Linked DNA regions of Homo sapiens: region 1 is linked to region 2. A link is an interaction called in ENCODE POLR2A ChIA-PET data of the cell type or tissue named here. Cell type or tissue: PC-3. All regions are shown on one strand. Each heading gives the region's core, and the rest is flanking DNA. Links, peaks and the distances in the headings are about the cores only. Region 1 overlaps STRN (striatin). Region 2 overlaps EIF2AK2 (eukaryotic translation initiation factor 2 alpha kinase 2).

Evidence for each region. ChIA-PET counts read pairs that join two places held together with the same protein. Peaks named below come from ENCODE experiments on the same cell type or tissue, not always from the same donor. Only the 100,000 strongest peaks of a DNase experiment are listed, where the experiment ranks them.
Region 1: POLR2A ChIA-PET joins it to region 2 with 7 read pairs; 9 of 35 experiments call an interaction of 5 or more read pairs at or near these places.

The regions. Positions count from the first base shown.
Region 1 is chr2:36,949,599-36,957,936 of GRCh38, reverse strand. All of the region lies in intron 1 of STRN (striatin), which reads left to right. Among named protein-coding and RNA genes, the nearest start is that of STRN, 13 kb to the left of the region's middle. In PC-3, for the core only: no CTCF peak of the experiment used is centred there; DNase peaks (open chromatin) are centred at 4,886 and 6,226; H3K27ac peaks cover 2,004 bases.
Region 2 is chr2:37,138,958-37,147,295 of GRCh38, reverse strand. It overlaps EIF2AK2 (eukaryotic translation initiation factor 2 alpha kinase 2), which reads left to right. Exons shown (of 17, transcript NM_001135651.3): 4 at 323-443; 5 at 5,595-5,743; 6 at 7,539-7,665. Among named protein-coding and RNA genes, the nearest start is that of EIF2AK2, 14 kb to the left of the region's middle. In PC-3, for the core only: a CTCF peak has its summit at 4,550; no DNase peak of the experiment used is centred there.

The sequences.
Region 1 (8,338 bases), core at 63-8,062, 190 kb after region 2:
AAAAAAAAAAAAAAAAAAATTAGCTGGGCGTCGTGATGGGCGCCTGTAATCCCAGCTACTCGGGGGGCTGAGGCAGGAGAATCACCTGAACCTGGGAGGCAGAGGTTGCAGTGAGCCGAGATTGCACCACTGCAATCCAGCCTGGGCAACAGAGACTCCACCTCAAAAAAAAAAAAAAAAAAAAAAAAAAAAGACAAAAAGAAGAACTATGAGACTAATCTGAGCTCTCAAATAAAGGTATCTTCTTCAGAAAGGTTTTTTTTTGTTTGTTTTTTGTTTTTTACATTTCCTTCTGGTAGATGTCTAGAGTTATTACCAGTCTGGGGCCACTTTATTTTTTATTTTTATTTTTTGAGATGGTCTTACTGTCACCCAGGCTGGAGTGCAGTGGTGTGATCTTGGCTTACTGCAACCTCTGCCTTCCAGGTTCCAGCGATTCTTGTGCCTCAGCCTCCGGAGTGGCTGGGACTATAGGTGTGCACCACCACGCCTGGCTAATTTTTGTATTTTTAGTAGAGACGAGGTTTTGCCATGTTGGCCAGGCTTGTCTTGAACCCCTGGCCTCAAGTGATCTGCCCGCCTCCGCCTCCCAAAGTGCTGGAATTACAGACGTGAGCCACTGCCAGGCCTGGAATCACTTTAAAGTAAATGCATTACTTAAGATGTTTGGGCCACCCAGCTGATGTGAATTTTGGTTGTGAATACATTTGAGGGCCAATATACTTCTGTTTTGTCTTTGCTTTGAAGACATAAGCCCTTTAGGGATCTAGCTAAATGTGAGGTATATCACCTATTAGACTGTCCACTCTGGAGGGGTAGGGTGTTTGATTTTTGCTCCTTGAGTCCTGCAAGGCTGTTTGTTGTGATTGGTCAATATCCTAAGGGCAAAAATGGCTTTTTGTTCCTTTACCTCACTGGGTTCCCATTTTCCCTTTTATTTTGGCCAGATAATTCCTTCCTATTTTTGTGTTGCTTTTAAGAAAATTGTGAAAATATTTTGTCCAGAATTTTTGGCTGCGTTCAGTAGAAGAATTGTTGTGGGGCACCATAACTGGAAACTGAATTCTCTTATTTTACTTTCAAAATCTGACAAATAAGAATGGCCCTACTAATTTTTGGGGGAGAAATAATGTTGACAGACAGCACTTCTTTATCAAGAGATGTGCCTATTTAGTCCTGAACTTTATTTCAAATCTACTTTTCTTTGAATGGTAAAGGGAGACCTACAGTTTTTCTCCAAAATCTTGATAACTGAAGCAGAGTTTAAAACAAACAAAACCCTTTGCTATGCAGTCAATGAAAGGTGTTTGAAAGTTCAGATAATCTGGATAGAGTCCCCTTTGCCCACCTGCTATCTCCTTGATGTCAGCTATACTTTTGATTTGCTAATGTGTGTAGCATCCAGGTTTCAATTCTGGGCCATTAGAAATAAAATTGTCCTTGGATCTTTGGCGTTTCTTGCCTCGGTGGCCAATCTGACAAAACAATCTGTTGACCATCATAATTGGACAGTTGAAAGTATGGGCCTCAGAGTCAGACATCTCTATCACTTTCATTTTACAATTTTTCTAGGCCTCATTTTTGTAAATGTGGGTGATAATATCCCTACTAAGCAGGATCGCTGTAAGGTTTAAAAAAGATAAATATGCAAAATATGTGATATATGATGGGTGTCCAGTAAGTGGTTTGCTTTTTTGTTGGTTGAGATTTCTATGGACAGAAGGCATTAGATTTATTATTTATATAAGTCCTATTGTAGAAGCCAAGAACCAGTTTCAGTGATCCGTTTATCATAGTAGCTACTTACATTCTCTTTGTCCTGTAAGTACAGGTTGAGCATCCCTAATCCAAAAACCCCAAATTCAAAATGCTTCAAAATCTAAATCTTTTTGAGTGCTGACATGATGTCACAAGTGGAAAAATCCATACCTGACCTCGTGTGGCAGGTTGCAGTGAAAAAGCAGGTGCTTTTTCAACAGAGTTTATTTAGTATCCCATAGGGAAAAGTAAAATTACGTTTAAACTGTGTGTATAGGGTATATATGAAACATAAATGAATTTTGTGTTTAGACTTGGGTCTCATCCCCAAGATATCTCATTAGGTATATGCAAATATTCCAAAATCTGAAATCTAAAACACTTCTGGTCCCGAGCATTTCATATAAGCGGTACTCAATCTGTAGTGGTTTGAGGACAGTGAGTTGTGTGTTGGAGGTAGGGGACAGGCTAGAGATGGCAGAAGTAAGTGGTGATAGCTTGTAGATATTAAGGACTGGACGTAGTAATCGAGGCAGATTTGGAGTTCAGAAAGGACGCTTGAGGCAAGAGAGAAATTGAGGAAGGGGTTAGAAGGGGAGAAGAGACAGAAGAAGGGAGGAGAGGGGTGGAAAGAGCAGAGGCAGAGGAGAAACTGCACACATTAACCTGTTCTTAACTCTACAAAGATGTCTTATCTGTATTTTTCATTTCGGCACTTATAATTCTAGAATTCTAGGGCTGACAGGGATACACACGCATGCATATGCACATATGCACACATGTGCACTGCCCTCCTCCCTCTCGATTTTCTTTCTTCATTAGACTAAGAATATTTTACCTCAGAGGGACCTTAGAATTTAAGTAATCTCATCCCCCGTTTCATCAATTAGGGCTAGAGAAAGGAAGTGACTTTTCTCAGGTCACTGTGTGAATTGGTTTAGTCTAGTTTAGAACCCATGAGTCCTAGTACCCAGGCCAGGGCATTGCTCTCTATACCATATCCTCTCCTTTTTTTGGTCCCTCACTCTGTGTAGCTGCTTCTGACCTGAAGGAGCCAAGTGAATTTTAATATTTAGATGATTAAGTATGGTTTGAATAGCTGTCATAATTTAAATTCTTATCACTGATTATTTGAAGTTTTTCTTCGAGTAGAATAATTTAGTGAAACGGTATAGTAAGAGGTTCAGGAAAGTCTTTAACAATTTGTGTTTCTCAGAAGTGTTTAACAGTGTAGTTCTTGGACTGGGCATGGTGGCTTATGCCTTTAATCCTAGCACTTTGGGAGGCTGAGGCTGGCGGACTGCCTGAAGTCAGGAGTTTGAGACCAGCCCAGCTAACATGGTGAAACCCCGTTTCTACTAAAAATACAAAAAATTAGCTGGGCGTTGTGGCACATGCCTGCAATCCCAGTTATTTGGGAGGCTGAGGCAGGGAGAATCGCTTGAACCCAGGAGGCAGAGGTTGCAGTGAGCCGAGATCACGCCATTTCACTCCACTCCAGCTTGGGCAACAAGAGTGAAACTCCATCTAAAAAAAAAAAAAAGTGGTTCTCTCATTTCCTTAAATACTTTTATTTTTTTGTGGGGAATACTGAAATAAAATCCTTATTTCATCTTAAAAAAATCTGCAAATTTGGAGCTCTTTTTTTTTTTTTTTTTCCCCTGTTTGAGACAGGGCTTTACTCTGTCGCCCAGGCTGGAGTACAATGGTGTAATCTCAACTCACTGCAACCTCTGCCTACTGGGTTCAAACAATTCTCCTGCCTCAGCCTCCCAAGTAGTTGGGATTACAGGCACCCATCACCACACCTAATTAATTTTTTGTATTTTTAGTAGAGACAGGGTTTTGCCATATTGGCCAGGCTGGTCTTGAACTCCTGGCCTCAAGTGATCCATCTGCCTCAGCCTCCCACAGTGCTGGGATTATAGGTGTGAGCCACCACGCCTGGCCAAATTTGGAGCTTTTTTAGCTTGCTCTGAGGGTAGCTTAACTAAGTTCTGTATATATATTTTAATATAGTTTGTTTATTGATCACATATCAAATATTGTGATCTTTGATATAGCAAAGATCAAGCACTTTGATTTGATTTTTAGGTTATTTTTAATTTTTATGTTATTTGGTTAACCTAAAAATTTGATTTTTAGTTTATTTTTAATTTTTATTTTAAAGAGACTGTGTCTCTCTTCTATTCTGCCCAGGCTGGAGTGCAGTGACTATTCATAGGCATGATCATAGTTCACTGCAGCCTCACACTCCTGGGCTCAGTTGATCCTCCTGCATCAGCCTCCAGAGTAGCTGGGATTACAGTCTTGACCCACTACATCTGATTATTAGTCTATTTTTAGGCTGTTTTACATATGCTATGTTAGAACAGAATAATATGTTAACTGTGTATTTGCTCTTATGCAGAAAGTTATTTGACAAAATAAGATCACTTTCTTGGTAGACTTAATGCTGTTTTTTCTTAAAGTACCTTGGCCTGGCACGGTGGCTCACGCCTGTAATCCCAGCACTTTGGGAGGCCGAGGTGGTTGGATCATGAGGTCAGGAGATCGAGACCATCCTGGCTAACATGGTGAAACCCTGTCTCTACTAAAAGTACAAAAAATTAGCCTGGTGTGGTGGCGGGTGCCTGTAGTCCCAGCTACTTGGGAGGCTGAGGCAGGAGAATGGTGTGAACCTGGGAGGCGGAGCTTGCAGTGAGCTGAGATTGTGCCACTGCACTCCAGCCTGGGTGACAGAGCAAGACTGCATTTCCAAAAAAAAAAAAAAAAAGGACCTTATCTGTATAAGATAATGGAATATTAGAATATTAGAAAACATTGATATGGAAGAAGGAAAATTTGTTACAGAATTGACTGGAAGCAGTATGGCAGAAGACAAAAGTAGTAGGTATTTTGTTTTGTAGATGAGATGGAGAGAAAAATAAGGGAATAGGAACCCTGGAATTAAGGTGAGCTGGGGAAGTATTGAATAAGGTTGGGTGAAATAGGTATTTTGGGTGTGGCAAATATGCATCACTCACCAGAAAGATTCAAGGAAAGGGCCGGGGGAATGTTTCATTACTGAACACACAGGTTTCATTAGCATTCATTTGAATGTGAGAGAAATCAGATCCAATACTGGTATATCTAGTTATGAGAAATAAACACCATGTCAAATTCCACAACGGTGATGCCAGTTTCACCTGATGGAAAATTACAGCCCATTCTGGGATTTGTTCCTTTTTTGTTTATACTTCCTAAATGAGAAGGTTAACCATTGAGCAAAAGAGCTTAAATTATAGGCACAACCAAAACCTGCTCCCTGAGGAATGTGGATTGGTGTAAAGCTGAAAGGAGGGAACAGGGAGGAGCCTGTGATCTGGGTCAGCGCACTTGCTGAACTTGAAAAGTAGAGTCAGCCAGGGGAGAAGGTATCCATGGCCCTAGTAATTCAACCCAGTACTTTATCTTTTGTTTCTTCTTTCTGTTCTTTATCTGCCAACATTAATAATAGTTTCATTTATTGAGCATTTTCTGTGTGCCAGGTACAATGCTAAGTGCTTTATATCTACAATCTATTTTAATCCTTGTAAAACTGTATGTGGTAGATATTAATCATTCCCAAATGCATAGGTGAGAAATTTGGGAAGAAAGGTTAAATAATTTGCTGTAGAAAAAGGCTGAGTGATGGGTCTGGGCATGGTAAGTAGAAGCAAATATTTTGGCTTTTTTTTTTTTTTTTTTCTCTCGTGCTTCAGGGTCACTGTGCAGGGCTGAAATGTTTTCTTCTCCCTTGTTTGCCTGGTGAATTTCTAATCATCTTTCAAGATTCCATTAATTCTGGGAAACCTGTCTGACTTCCAGGCACAAGGAAGCTTCGTGCTTCCCTAACAGCTTGTATTACAAAGCAGAAGCATTGTTATCCAGCACCATCCAGACTGGTGGTTGATCAGTTAATCCGAAAAGATGTTAAAATGGTATCTTAAAAAATTTGTTTCAGGTTAATAGTATATAGATGTATATAGTCCTTTCCCAATGTAAGACAGGCCTACCCACCCTTCACATTTTTGTTTCTTAGAATGCTAATTCGAGTTTTGTATTGTCATTCTTGAATAAGCCACAATTGTGTGTGTGTGTGCGTGCGTGTGTATTTTCGGGACGAAATTGTTCCACCTCACATCATCAGGCGTTAGATTCTTGGGAGTGCCGCACAACCTAGATCCTTCGCATGGGCTGTTCACAGTAGGATCCGTGCTCCTATGAGAATCAGCGTTGCCTCTGATCTGACAGGAAGCGGAGCTCAGCGGGTAATGCTGGCTTGCCTGCTGCTCACCTCCTGCTATGCCACCCAGTTCCTAACAGGCCATGGACCCATATCGGTCAGTGGCCCAGGGGTTGAGAACCCGTCCTATCTCATACTTGGTATATATTTGTTTCCTCAGTAGACTCTGAGTCACCTAAGGGCATTTTTATTTCTCTAAGGTCAGTAGAGTGACTGGCACATAGTAGCTGCCTAACAAGTGGTTCTTAAATGAATGAATCATATATTAGGTTACACTGTTACTCAATATGTATTAACATGTGTCTATATATGTATATCTTGTCTGTCAGCTAAATTGTGTCCTTAAGGGCAGGACCTGTGTTTCAGACATCTTTGATATTTACCATGTTTGTCATAAATTTAGTGAATGTACAGTATATTTTGGTTTTAGGCGAGCAGTGTATCTGTCCCTTTTGCTGCTTGCTAGTTCTGCCTTACAACTTCCACTGGAAAGAGCTTTTTAGTGCAGCAAATAGTGTCTGCATTTTATTGTATAAAGCATTGCCTGGGCCATACCAAATCATTTTGACAGAGGTCATTTCAGGGATGCCACAGGCTTCATAATTGCTACTTGATGCTAGTTGTAGCAAATTGCACTTGGGTTTTGGTAGTTGTGAGTATAGTGTTGTCTCCTTCCACCCCGCCTTGTGTGTTAATCACTGACTGCCAGGAAATCTCTTTGACATAACATCCTAAAAAGTTTTTGTTATCAGTAGGGCCCTGTAACATTTTTTTCCTTTTCTAAAGCCTATGCCTTCAAGTTTTTTACAAGTGTCTTATTCCTTCTAAATTGAGAACTAATTGAATATTTTTTCTTGTAGATAAATCTTATTTTAAATATCTAGTTATCATTACTTTGCATTCTCCTTTTCTGATTTTATGTTACATTACCAATATCTTATGATATTTAAACTTTTTTGAACTCTGCTTTTTAAAATAAATAATATAAATGCCTCAATTATCTGGAACTTACACTGAAACACTGTAATCTTGTCTCTGAGCCTGCTTCCCCTCAAAAAATTTAGATTTAGCTTTTCAGATGCTTATAGCTAGCCAAGTAAGTGAGAATAAACACAAAAAGGCTAAAATATGCAAGTTCCGGAGTTGTCAAAGCTTCATGTAAAATGTGTCATTGTGGAATTTAAAAAATTCTACGCTTTTTCATCAAGGTTTTTGGTTGGGGCATTAGACACTTCCTGAAATCTGGCATTCTCCTAGGCACTGGGGATACCATGGAGAAGAGGCAGATATGGTCTTGGCTCACATGGGGCATATAATCAAGCAGTAATTCTTAACCTTGGACAGACTTGAGTCCATTATGCCAATGGTCATCTCCACTTTGCCATGCCATTTTAGTTTTCCCTAAGTAAAAACTACGCCTGTAATCCTAGCACTTTGGGAGGCCAAGGCGGGTGGATCACCTGAGGTCAGGAGTTCGAGACCAGCCTGGCCAACATGGTGAAACCTCATCTCTACTAAAAATACAAACATTAGCTGGGCGTGATGGCGCGTGCCTGTAATCCCAGCTACTCAGGAGGCTGAGGCAGGAGAATCACTTGAACTTGAGAGACGGAGGTTGCGGTGAGCCGAGATCAAGCCACTGCACTCCAGTCTGGGTGATAGAGTGAGACTCAGTCTCAAAAAAAAAAAAAAAAAAAACAAAACCAAACCAACCAACCAGTAACAACAAAAGAAACCCCTTTCTCAGCTCCCTTATCTATTAGTATTGCCATCCTGTCCCTCATTCTCCTTCATTTTACTCTGAATTTCTCTGAACGACCACATTTACTACCTTCAGTTTTTTTTACTAGTCTCATCTCTCTCTCTGTTCCTTTGTTGTCTTTCTCTTTTTCTGCTTTTGGTTACTCATTTCTCAGTCTCTTGTGATCTTGCTTCTGATCTCTATTCAGATAATTGATTACCAAATTATATATTTTTTTCAGCAGTTACTCTGACTGAAGTCCTCTCACTCTACCTAATTCCTTTTCTTTGGATGATTTACAAAATTATCTCTAACTAGTCTTGATACTTTTTTGCAGTTAAAATTGTACATGTCCAGTTTTTGCTAATGTCTTCACCTGGATGACCTACTATAACTTGAAACTCGATCATCCTTTCTAAAATCCTTTTCCCAAACCCAGTTGACCCTTTTCCTCAGATCTAGCCCCCAGTTTACCCTTTCTAGAAACCTAGCCTCAGCTTTCACTCAACCTTTCACTTTCTTATAGTCACTCTTCTAGCCATGCATTAGGTTTGTAAAATACGTAGTTTAAA
Region 2 (8,338 bases), core at 104-8,103:
TGACCTTATAAATGTAAGCTGGGGGAATGGCAACTCTGGCACAACTTTGAGGTCAACACTTTAGTTTTGTGAGAGTGCTCTTGGCATAAAGTGGGAACCATGGTGGAGCCACAGTTGACTCCAGAGAGAAAAGAGGGTAGAAACCTTTCCATGCTTCAACAAGACATGCTGCTTTACTGTTTGAGGTGACTGCTTAAATGCTATATTGAATGTAGGTTCAAACCCTCAAAGGTAGTCATAGGAGGTAGTGATGACTAGAGTACTTGTTTTTAGATAGTGCATGAGTTGTATAATATTTTATGAATATTCTCTTTGTAATCAGGTTTACATTTCAAGTTATAATAGATGGAAGAGAATTTCCAGAAGGTGAAGGTAGATCAAAGAAGGAAGCAAAAAATGCCGCAGCCAAATTAGCTGTTGAGATACTTAATAAGGAAAAGAAGGTGAGTGATTGCCTTTTTTCCTAATAAATGGGAACTTGCAAATACATTTTCTGTTTCTCTCTGTGAGAAAATACTTTCATACAGAGTAAAGCCATTCACACGTTCCCTTACATTCAAGAGTTTGGTTAAGTCATTCACCCTATCTTCATTTCTATGAAACCCTGAGTGAGAGCCACACCTAGGACACCATGGGCAAAGCTGGATAATAGTTATTTAGAGTGTCAGCAGCAGTTAAATACTCTAAAGTTGAACAAATATGGAAAGGTGAGAAGTGTTCAGTGGGAAATGAGCTGACAGGTTCTGGGAGGAGTCCCCTCCACCTAAATGAGGAAGTACAGTAAAAAAGGAAAAAGAGATGAAAGTGATTGTAGGGAGAATAATGTACAGTGGTCACTCACTCTCTGTGGGGAATTGGTACCAGGACTCCCTGTGGATGCCAAAATTCACTGATGCTCAAGTCCTTTATATAAAATGGCATAGTATTTACATATAACCTATTTACATCTTCCCATATACAGTTATGCATTGCTTAACAAGGAGAATACATTGTGAGAAATGCACCTTTGGGCAATTTCCTCATTGGGCAAACATCATAGAGGTACTTACACAATCCTGAATGGTACAACCAGTACACACCTAGGCTGTGTAGTATAGCTTATTGCTCCTAGACTACGAACCTATACAGCATATTATTGTACTGAATACTGTAGCCAATTGTAACACAATGTTTAGTATTCATGTATCTAAACATATCTAAACACAGAAAAAGTACGGTAAAAATACAGTATAAAAGACAAAAGGCTGGGCTTGGTGGCTCACACCTGTAATCCTAGCACTTTGGGAAGCTGAGGCGGGTGGATCACCTGAGGTCAGGAGTTGAAAACCAGCCTGGCCAACATGGTGAAACCCTGTCTCTACTAAAAATACAAAAAATTAGCTGGGCGTGGTGGTGGACGCCTGTAATCCCAGCTACTTGGGAGGCTGAGGTAGGAGAATTGCTTGAACCCGGGAGAAGGAGGTTGCAGTGAGCTGAGGTTGTGCCACTGCACTCCAGCCTGGGGATCCTATCTCAAAAAAAAAAAAAAAAAAAAAAAAAAAAAAAAAAAAAAAGACAAGCAAAAGTACACCCATATAAGGCACATACCATGCATAAATAGAGCTTGCAGGACTGGAAGTTGCCCTGAGTTTGTCAGCAAGTGGGTGGTGAATGAATGTGAAGGCCTAGGGCATTATTGTTTACCACTGTAGACTTTATAAACACTGTATACATAAGCAACATTCATTTTATTTAAATTTTTTTTCTTCAATAATAAATTAACCTTAGCTTACTATAACTCTTTTACTTTATAAACTTCTTATTTTTAACATTTTCACTCTTTCCAAATAACACTTAGCCTAAAACACAAACGCGGCCAGGCGCGGTGGCTCATGCCTGTAATCCTGGCACTTTGGGAGGCCAAGGCAGGCAGATCACCTGAGGTCAGGAGTTTAAGATCAGCCTGGCCAACACGGTGAAACCCTGTCTCTACTGAAAATACAAAAATTAGCCGGGCATGGTGGTGGGCACCTATAATTCCGGCTACTTGGGAGGCTGAGGCAGGAGAATTGCTTGAACTCAGGAAGCGGAGGTTGCAGTGAGCCGAGATCGTGCCACTACATTCCAGCCTGGGCGACAAGGCAAGACTCTGTCTCAAAAAAAAAAAAAAAAAAACCCACAAAACCACAAACAAACACATAGTATGGCTGTACAAAAATATTTTGTTTCTTTACATGTTTATTCTATAAGCTTTTTTCTATTTTTAAAATTTTAAACTTTTTTTTTTAACTTTTAAACTTTGTTGTAAAAAATTAAATCATGGTTGGGCATAGCGGTTCATGCCTGGGATGTCGAGGAGCCATGATTGTGCCACTGTACTCCAGCCTGGGTGACAGAGTGAGACCCTGTCTCAAAACAAAACAAAACAAAACAAAGGCTGGGTGTGGTGGTTCATGCCTGTAGTCCCAGCACTTTGGTAGGTCAAGGTAGGTGGATCACTTGAATTTGGGAGTTTGAGATTAGCCTAGGCAACATGGTGAAACCCTGTCTGTACTAAAAACACAAAACATTAGCCGGGCTTGGTGGCATGTGCCTGTAGTTCCAGCTACTCAGGAGGCTAGGCGGGAGGATCACGTGCCTGAGAGGTCAGGGCTGCAGTGAGCTGTGATCTTCTGACTGCACTCCAGCCTGGGCAACAGAGCAAGACCCTGTCTCAAAAAAAAAAAAGAAAGAAAAAAAATTACAACACAAACACACACATCAGCCTAGGCCTACACAGCGTCAGGATCATCTACATCACCATCTTCCACCTCCAGATTTTGTCCCTCTGGAAAGTGTTCAGGAGCAATAACATACATGGAGGTGTCATCTCCTATTGTAGCAATTCCTTCTTTTGGATTACCTACCGAAGGACCTGCCTGAGGCTGTTTTACAGTTTACTTTTTTTTTTTTAAGTAGAAGGAGTAACTTCTAAAATAATGATAAAAAAAGTATAGTAAATATATAAACCAGTAAGTTACTTATCATTATCCAGTATTATGTACTATACATAATTGTGTGTGCTAGACTTTTTTATAAGACTGTAGAACAGTAGATTTGTTTACAGTAGTGTCACCACAAATGTGTGAGTAATGCATTGTGCTGTAACCCAGGAGTTTAAAATTATCCTGGGCAATATGGCGAAATGCTGTCTGTACTAAAAATATGAAATTTAGCCATTACAGTGGCTATGACCTCATTAGATGACAGTAATTTTTTAGCTCCATTATAATCTTATGGGACCACTGTCATATATGCAGTCCATTGTTGACCAAAATGTGATTATGTAGTACATGATTATCCTTTAGATCATCTCTAGATTACTTATAATATCTCTAATACAATGTAAATGCTATGTAAATAGTTTTTTTGTTGTTGTTGTTGTCGTTTTTTGAGACAGGGTCGTACTCTGTCACCCAGGCTGGAGTGCAGTGGCATGATCAAGGGTCACTGCAGCCTCAATCTCCCCAGGCTCAGGTGATCCTCCCACCTTAGCATCCCAACTGGCTGGGACTACAGGCACGAGCCACCACACCTGGCCAATTTTTGCATTTTTTGTAGCGATGGAGTCTCACTATGTTGCCCAGGCTGGTCTTGAACTCCTGGACTCAAGCAATCTGCCCACCTCAGCCTCCCAAAGTGCTAGGATTGCAGGCATGAGCCACCACACCCAGCTATAAGTAGTTGTTATGCTGTATTGTTTAGGGAATAATACAAGAAAAAAAATCTGCATATATTTAGTACAGATGCAACCATCATTTTTTTTCCAAATATTTTTGATCCATGATTGGTTGAATCCAGGGATTTGAAACCCGTGGATATAGCGAGCCAAGTGTTTACAGAGAGCAGGTAATGGAGAACCAATATACATGTGACTGGTATCCCGGAAAATAAGAACAGAGTAAATAGTGCAGAAGAAAATGATCTGAAGAGATTTCAGCAGACAATGTTTATGAAATAAAGAAAGACTTGACTGCAGATTAAAACAACTTAATAGATACAGGAAAATTTAGAACCACCCAGACCAACATTGATTCTTTTTTTTTTTTTTTTTTGAGACAGAGTCTCGCTCTGTTGTCCAGGCTGGAGTGCAGTGGCACAATCTCACTGCAACCTCCGCCTCCCATGTTCAAGCAATTCTCTGCCTCAGCCTCCTGAGTAGCTGAGATTACAGGCACCCACCACCACGGCCAGCTAATTTTTTGATATTTTTAGTAGAGACAGGGTTTCACTATGTTGGCCAGGCTGGTGTTTAACTCCTGACCTCGTGATCCACTCGCTTTGGTCTCCCAAAGTGCTGGGATTACAGGTGTGAGCCACCGCGCCCGGCCCCAACATTGATTCTTATGAAAGTACTGTGCTCCAGAGATGAGGAAAGAATTTTATAAGCATCTAGAGAGAAGAGGAAAACTATGTAAAATGTAAAAATTTTTAAAATTTCATGCTGTGCACAGCAACATTATAAACCAGGAGATAGTGTAGCAATGCTTATAAAATGAAACATGAAGTCATTTACATTTTAGACACCAGAGGGCCATTCTCAGATTTGGAAAATGTTGGGAAAATTTAGGTTTCAAGGTTCTTTCTTGAAAAATCTACTTAAAGATACCCTTCTAACCAATTTTTTTTTAACTCAAGCAAAAGTGCAAAGTATAATTATTAATGAGGTAGAAAATTGAGTCAAGAAGTTAGAAAAAACAAAAAACAGAATGTTTTACCCCCAAAAAGCAGAAGAAAGAAAATAACAATGGTTGAAATTACTATAAAAGAAATAAAAAATAAAAAAAAAAGATCAATAAAACCAAAAGCTAGTTTTTTGACAAGATTAATAAAATAGCAAAACTCAGCCGGGTGTGGTGGCTCACACCTCTAATCCTAGCATTTTGGAAGGCTGAGGCGGGCAGATAACTTGAGCTTAGGAGTTCGAGAACAGCCTGGGCAATATGGCCAAACGCTGTCTCTACAAAAAATACAAAAAAATTACCCAGGCATGGTGGTGTGTGCCTGTAGTTCCAGGTGCTTGTGAGGCTGAGACAGGAAGATGGTTTGAACCCAGGAGGTCAAGGCTGCAGTGAGCTGAGGTTGCACCACTGCACTCTAGCCTGGGTGACAAAGTGACACCCTGTCTGAAAAAAATTAAAAAAATATCAAAACTTTGGACAAGATTTTTGTCGGACTAAGAAAAAAAGGTAGAGATAATAATAGTAGAAATGATGCTATTATATTCATCTTTTTCATTAAGTTATGATCCAGTATACAGCTTTACTGTAATATCTCTTGCCTTGTTTTTTGAGATTAGAAAGGGTATAACAAGCTAGAAAGTGTTATAGTACTTTCCAAGGACAAACAAGAAAAAGTGACTTCTTTCCTATTGTTAAAATCTATCTTCGTCGATTTTTTTCTGGTAGAGGGAGATACGTAGTCACACTTTTGCTCAAGGTAATATAATAGGAAAATATATAACATCCAAGTTGTCTTTCAAATTGCTCATTTAGTAATTTTATTAGAAGAATGATTTTTAAAAGGTTAAATCTTTGTTGTCATTTATATTAAACAGGAATTTTTTTTCTTTGTAGGCAGTTAGTCCTTTATTATTGACAACAACGAATTCTTCAGAAGGATTATCCATGGGGAATTACATAGGCCTTATCAATAGAATTGCCCAGAAGAAAAGACTAACTGTAAATTATGAACAGTGTGCATCGGGGGTGCATGGGCCAGAAGGGTAAGACATAATTTGGCTTTTCTTTCTGTTTCATTGTATTTAAGCAATAAAGTTGGTTTATTTTCGTGTCTAATTTTCCAGAAATATGTGTCCTTTTAAGCATTCTGTATGCAAGGTTTTACATGATTGATAAGTAATTGGATTTATAATTTGTAATTAAAATGCTTAATTGCTGAAGCCATGGAACCCATTTACCATAATTGATCAAATTAGGGTAATCCTTTATTTCAGAGAAGTAGCTGGATGGTTTAGTCTGTGGAACACCCAAGAGAGTACAGGGTGCCACTGCTCGAAGAATACAGAAATCTTTTCATCATTGAGGACATGATGGTGGTAACTGTCTGAAAACCTCTCTGCCACATGTATAGAATCACTCTTCACCCTTGTCAGATCAGGGAGCTCTTTGTCCAGGTATTTGTCCTTCAAATTTGATTAAATGAACAAATACCATGTATCAGAAGGAATGAGCTTTAGCCCTAGACTATGAGGAGACCGGGATTTGAGGGATCTGATGAGACAGATGAACTAGAGTTTCAAAGTTACTGAGAACATCACCAGTGAGCTAAGATGTGTGGAAATAGGATAAAGAATGGATTGGAACTGAAAAAAGCAGAAATCAAATGAGTATGAGGCAATTGTTTTTCAACTACAACCAACCAGTTAAAGAGAAAGAAGAAAAAAAATATCTACATGGCAAATAGTTTAAATCATCACTTTAGGATACACTTCTATGAATTGACTCAGCTATTTACAGTCATGGCTTTTGAGCCAAAACCAGGAAGAGAAAAATGTTATAGTATTCATTGGAATGAAATAGTCAAAAGTGAATCTGTGAGTCAATCTCAATAATTAAGAGATGATTTTATTTTCTGTAGCTCACTTTTTTGGTTTCTTTAAATTATGCTAACATTAGATACCTAAAAGAAAGAAGAAATCTGTTTGCGGGGGGGGGCAGTATCTGAAAAAAATAGGAGCTATAGAAATGATCCAGTCACTCAACCCAGCTATTTAATTCAGGGTCTAGCGGGGAAGACTCACCCTGTTTGGATGTGTTTCTCTCGATGGCTTCCAACAGAAACATAAAGCAAAAGGAGTTCAAATACTGGAATCATTTTTCAGTAATAGATAGTAACCCTGTGATATAAATTGCCATGTCCATTGTTTTATCCCTTAAAAATAGTTATTATATAATTGTCCAAGTATCCTTGCCTAACCACAAATGTCCTTACATCTAATAGGAGGAGAGTGTGGACTTTAGTATAGGGAATCTGCACTGTGGGGATTTTCTCAAATTTTTGTGCACATGAGCAGATGGCAGACAATGGTGAAGTTAGAGCAGAATCCATGCTTTGCTCTTCCCCTACACTATAACCTCATAGCTTCTCCTGTGGAAGCCTACTTTCTCTGCTGGCTTTTTCCTTCCCATTTGAGCACCTCTGAAAAAATTCACTGGATCTCTTTCTTTCTTTTCTACCTCCGTATCTTTTGACCTTTGGGGAATTAAAAAAAAAAAATCACCACTTAGTGCCTTTGTGCCAGATCTTTCAGCAAAGCAACAAAAAATTAGAAATTGCCTGGAAAATGCAAGCTCAGATGTCAGCTGATCCTGGGTATTCAGAGAAATTGGTCAGGCATGTTACTGAGGGTTTAAATTATGCAAGATATGAACTATAAATCTATCTAATAAATTGGTGTTATCTTAAGATCTCTGTTAATATGTTATTTTTTTTGAATCCTAAGTTGGATTTGCTATATTTTTCATGTTTGGATAAGTACCTTCTATGATTTCTCCTAGATTTCATTATAAATGCAAAATGGGACAGAAAGAATATAGTATTGGTACAGGTTCTACTAAACAGGAAGCAAAACAATTGGCCGCTAAACTTGCATATCTTCAGATATTATCAGAAGAAACCTCAGTGGTACGTATTGCCTTTGGATTAAATTTTTATGTTTTAAAATTCCCTCTGAAGTTGACTTGAGGTTAGACTGTGTTAACATTATGCCAAGACAGCCAGTGATTTAGCAAAATGATTCCTCCATTCTGTGTCGTACCGATGAGCCATGCACCATGGGGCCATGAGGCCTCAGAGGGATAAAATTTCTGGTGGCAACTCAGGGTAGTTTTTAAACTCCAGGCTGGGCTGGGTGTGGTGGCTCACACCTGTAATCCCAGCACTTTGGGAGGCCAAGGCAGGTGGATCTCCTGAGTTCAGGAGTTTTTTTTTTTTTTTTTTTGAGATGGAATCTCGCTCTGTTGCCCAGGCTAGAGTGCAGTGGCACGATCTCGGCTCACTGCAACCTCCGCCTCCCATGTTCAAGCAATTCTCCTGCCTCAGCCTACTGAGTAGCTGGGACTACAAGCGCCTGCTACCGTGCCCGGCTAATTTTTTATTTTTAGTAGAGATGGGGTTTCACTATGTTGGCCAGGCTGGTCTTGAACTCCTGACCTCATGATCCACCCACCTCAGCCTCCTAAAGTGCTGGGGTTTACAGGCTTGAGCCACTGCACCTGGCCGAACTCAGGAGTTTCAGACCACCTGGCCGGGGCAACACAGCAAAACCATGTCGCTACAAAAAAAAAAAAAAATTAGA